Regions from separate parts of the Mus musculus genome. Here region 1 is linked to region 2. A link is a loop called in an ENCODE intact Hi-C map of the cell type or tissue named here. Cell type or tissue: left cerebral cortex. All regions are shown on one strand.

Region 1 (2,500 bases), 86 kb before region 2:
CAGATCCAACACCCTCCCCGCCCAGAGAGAAAACGGAGGAGTCACCAGCCAGAGGAGGGTAACCACGCTTGAAGGCCATTAGGGAGCCAAAAGAGTGGAGGGGACACAGCACTGGCCTCCCCTGCTCAACCTGTGCTCTTTGCCTTCTACCCACAGGCTCCACCTCTAGGAAGCCCTTCCTGGTTCTCTGTGTGAATCTGAACTCTTTCAGGGCACTGTGCTCCATCCCTATTGGTACCCCACTCCCCTTTGTGACAGAATGAGAAATGTCAGGCACAGGAATTCTAAGCATTCTTACCTGTCTGCATCTTGGCGCTGGTGTACGCCCAGCCCAGAGCTCGAACCCTTCAGCCTGAACGCTGTTCCTAGGGATTTATTTACAGGACTGAGGAGCTACTACTGCCCAGGGCCCCCCCACCCGGGGGGCCATCTGCTTTCTCCTGGAACCAGAGCTCTAGGGTACAAGTAAACAAATACCTGATACAAGATCTTTGTGCAGGTCTGGTTTAAGAGTCACAAAGCCACCAATGGCAGGGACAATGTCACCAGTCTCCAGCCAGGGACTCTGGTCCCCACCTCTCCTTCAGGGCAGGGGCTGAGCAGGTGTAGGGCAGGGTGGGCCCTGGGTGGTGGCAGGCTCAGCGCACAGAGCCTTCCTGCGTGGGGAAGCTCCTTGCTGCGTCATGGCTCAGCTATTCTCAGCCTCTCTCCTTTTATGGTGCCGGAAGCAGGCAGGCTGCTGCTGGGCTGGCTCTGGGAGGTATTTAAATGGAATTGCAGAGAACAGCAGGAAAACACAGCCGCCAGGGTGGGGGTGGCAGCCTTGAACGCCACCCTCTAACTGGCATGGGCATCTGAACTCTCAGCTCTGGGGGTGTCTCATCGGCCAGCTGGCAGTAGCCCCCCCAACCCCACCCCTGATGGAGAACTGCTCCTGTATGATCCAGCCCAGTGGGCGCACAGGGAGTTGGTAGGTGGGCACTCAGACTGGCTAGGGCCCCAGTGGAGCAGAGATGAGGGGTGGCTGCCAGCCTCCCACCTCAGCCCAGCCTCCCATGGCTCTTACTCATTCCTGGTTCGTAACTCTGCCCCTACCCCCAGCTCAGCACTGGCTACCTGGATATAGGGAACCCTAATAGTCTTCATTCTTGTCCCTTTGGTAGCCCAAATTCCTGGGCCATCTCTCCAAAGCAGGGACAGCTCACACATCCAGAACACCAGCCACCAAATCATCTCCCCATATCCTGATTCTTTTCTACCCTCTCTACCCTCCATGTCCTCCCCAGGCTGAGGAGGTCCTGGGTACAATGGCCCTGGCTCAAGGCTGGTGTCCTGGCTAGAATAAGGGAGACCTGACTCACCTTGATACCTGGTCTCTGCTACCATCCATGTTCTGCCCCCACATGGACAAAACCCACATGGCCATGTCCTTGGCCTGGAGTAGCACCCTCACACATCTGGCAGTCCCTCTTTATGTCTGGCTGTTGGCTCCTGCATTCCAGTGATGGCTGGAAGCAGGTACACTAGGAAAAGCTAAAGGGGGCTACGACTGTGACATATATGGTTGCACACAAAACACATTTCCAGACCTGTGCAGATACCAAGATTGACCACTCATCTCAGAGACTCTGTGCAGATGCACACAAGATAGACCAAGGCACGCTGTGCCTGGAGACCCTTCCTAGAGGCACAGAATATGGACAGCTATAGGGAGTCAAGGCTTTCTCACTTTAACATAGAGTTGGCATTTGTCAACTGAACAGGAGGGTGGACAGTTGGTCAGAAGGATCCTTGTAGCCACAGGTCCACCCAGTGCTTTCTCAGCCTTCATGAAGAAGAAAGAGGAGGAGGAAGAGGAGGAAGAGGAGGAGGAGGAGGAGGAGGAAGAAGAAGAAGAAGAAGAAGAAGAAGAAGAAGAAGAAGAAGAAGAAGAAGAAGAAGAAGAAGAAGAAGAAGAAGAAGAAGAAGAAGAAGAAGAAGACAAGGAAGAGGAAGAGGAGGAGGAAGGGGAGGAGGAGGAGGAAGAGGAGGAGGTGCCCTAGTGGCCTTTTAGTACAGTCTGCCTGTTGTATAGTTGAGACCAAGGTGCTGAATGAGTGCCATGAAGTCACACACAGTCTCAGGGAGATGCAAAAGTTCCTGTCCACAGCGCTATGGAGGCTTAGGCTAGGCACAGACAGGCTATCTGACATGGACCCAAAAGGGGCTTCCTCAGGTCTAGCTCCTGTCTCTTGATTCTACACTTACGCTGGCCCCCTAGTGTGTGAGTGCTGAGCTCTGTACCCACAATGCCTGCATGGCTTCGCCTTCCTTGTTCTAGACTATTCTAGCTTGAGCAATGACAATTACATGGACTGCCTGTTTTCTGCAAGAAGAATCCCCAGGAAGTGCTGGGTGCTCTTTGCCAAGTTCGGAGGCTCTAAGCAAGGCCACCCACTGGCTGGCGCTGACAAGTTGCAGAAGTAACCAAGCTAGAAGCACAACAGAGGGCCATCAGGTG
Region 2 (2,500 bases):
ATCCACGTCAGAGCTTAGGAGCTTGCGTGCTGTCTTCCGCTTTGCCTAGGCCTTATTTGGAGGTGCTTCCGCTGCGTGGGGTGCTGGCTGGCACATTTGCGAGCTACTCAGAGTTCCTCCTGCCTGGTTATTTTTAGGCCCTGACAAAGGGGAGCCCGAAGCTTCTCGACTACCCAAGAAGCTTTGAATTAAAAATCTGGGGACCTGGGAGTCCTTAGGGACTTGTGGCCCCAGGAGGGGACCTGAGAATCAGAGGGGGAATGTGAGACATGGTGAAGAGTAGACGTGACTTTCTTTACCTGGTCATCCCTGGGTGGCCAGTGAGGCAGCAGAGACCACCCCTAGCAGGGTTGCTCTGCATTCACCCAGCTCAGACCCCGATGTGCAGGTGCTCTGAAGCCAAGTCTGAGATGCCTCCACCAGGACTCTTCCTCAGGAGGCTGGTTCCTCAGGACCAAGGCACTAGAAAGGATCAGAGGACTGAGCAAACCAGGACTACAGAACTTTACATCTAAGAGTATCATTACCTGGCCACCTCTGCCCATGCAAAAAAGCCAAGGGGTAGTTGAGAGTGACAGTTTCTGGGCTCTTTGGGTGTTTCATCAGCTGCCCCATAGCCTCATGGGCGTTTAGAAAGCCACGGGGAGCTGGCATCTCTTTAGCCCTCATCCTCCAACACAGCCCCCACTCCCCAAGGCCATCACAGGGCGGTGAGGGCAGGCTGAAGAAGGGAAATTCCACCTAGCAGAAGATTCTGGAACAGGTCCAGGAGCCAGTGTCATCTTGTATGTTTGCCCCCATCAGGAACCAGCCCAGGGGAAGCAGGGCTCGGGGAGGAGAATGGGGTGAAGGAGAATACCAAAGGGTAGACATTTCCTGGGCAACAGGAGCCCTCATGTGACAAGAGCTCAAGGCAGACGGGTTAGATGAGAAGGACTTGCTCGTAGTAAGTCATTTTGCCACGTTGGGGCCAGGAAGTGGAAGAAAGGTCACTGTCGAGCTTTGGCACAGAGGTTTCCTGCCTGACTAGAGGCAAGGCATTATGGGAAAGGGTAGAGCATCTCTAAGGCCCCTCTCAGCAGCGCTTGCATTAGTCACAGGTGGAAATGAGCAGACAGAAGCAGGTAAGGAGGGGGGGGCGTCCTCCAGATTGTAGGGGTGTGGGTGTTGATAAGAACGCAGTACTTGCTGGCAGCTGCTTCTGCTGGCTGCACCTCCAGTTGACGCAGAAACTCATTGTCCTCATGTGTCCTTCTTCCTTCACATTCCCCAGTCCATAGGAGCCAGGAAGCAGTGAACTGTAAGACCCAGGTTCTAATCCCGTCAGCATCACTACCTTACACAGCGATCACAGTAGCTACTACTGTCTTTGGCACCACCAGAACAAATGTCAGTCACAACCATGACCACCACCACCATTGTCACTAGCATCATTACCGCGACCATGTGACTATTTGTTGATGTTTCACTATTGCTGTTATCAGCCTTACCAGTGTCACCATCATCATCACCACCATCATCACCAGCCTCACCATTACTCTATTACCTCACTGACATCATCGCCACTACCATGGTGGCACAACCTTCGTTATTATGTTAACCTTACTACATCATTATCACCATCACTACTATCACAGTCACTAACACCATCATCACTATCACCATCACCATTATCATGCTCATCACCAGTAAAATCTCCAGTTCTAGGTCTATAAACCAAACTTTTGCCACCAACGTTACCCGCCCCCAACACTGTGCCAGTCACAATGGTGACCTCCATCATTCCAAGTCCCACATCTCCTAAGGCAAGGTAGTTCTAATGATGGCAGGTAGAGGGTGGCAGAGAGTACTCTCAGGTTCACTTCTGACTGGTTGCTAAAAAGGGTAGCTGGGTACTGAGAGGCTAGGACAGCCAAATCACACAAGGAAGACCCAGGAAGATCTCTCTGGAGGCCCAGCCATCTGAGGCTCCAAAGGAAAAGAGTGCCTTGTGATGGTAGCAGCAGCTAAGGATAGTGTTGGTGCCCTTAGGAAAGAGGCTCATTGGGGGAGCATCCAGGAACTGGTGCCAGGAGAGCTGAATTGCAGGCAAAGCCCTTTCTGACCTGTAGCATACCAGCAGCATCCTCTAGTTACCCTGAGTCTGGTTCTTCACTCTAGACAGTGTGATGGTTTGTATATGCTCCACCCAGGGAGTGGCGCTATTAGAAGGTTTGGCCCTGTTGGAGTGGATGTGTCACTGGGTGTGGGCTATAAGACCCTCATCCTAGCTGTCTGGAATATTCCACCTTCAGATGAAGATGTAGAACTCTCAGCTCATCCTACCTGGATGCTGCCGTGTTCTCGACTTGATGATAATGAACTGAACCTCTGAACCTGTAAGCCAGCCCCAATTAAATGTTGTTCTTATAAAAGTTGTTTTGGTCATGTACTGGCTGGTTTTGCGTGTCAACTTGACACAGGCTGGAGTTATCACAGAGAACTGTGGGGGAAGTGCCTC

The links. Peaks named below come from ENCODE experiments on the same cell type or tissue, not always from the same donor. Only the 100,000 strongest peaks of a DNase experiment are listed, where the experiment ranks them.
Region 1: a loop joins it to region 2, with 6 times the contacts of the local background. A loop is called at or near these places in 7 of 42 quality-filtered maps.

What each region holds. Positions count from the first base shown.
Region 1 is chr15:74,677,505-74,680,004 of GRCm38, reverse strand. It overlaps Gm32994 (a long non-coding RNA gene), which reads right to left. Exons shown (of 5, transcript XR_003951652.1): 3 at 299-2,500. Among named protein-coding and RNA genes, the nearest start is that of Gm32994, 5.7 kb to the right of the region's middle. In left cerebral cortex, no CTCF peak of the experiment used is centred here; DNase peaks (open chromatin) are centred at 72, 761, 987 and 2,426; H3K4me3 peaks cover 538 bases; H3K27ac peaks cover 2,188 bases.
Region 2 is chr15:74,591,750-74,594,249 of GRCm38, reverse strand. No RefSeq gene overlaps it. Among named protein-coding and RNA genes, the nearest start is that of Mroh4, 43 kb to the left of the region's middle. In left cerebral cortex, a CTCF peak has its summit at 1,826; DNase peaks (open chromatin) are centred at 57, 1,104 and 1,891; H3K27ac peaks cover 1,585 bases.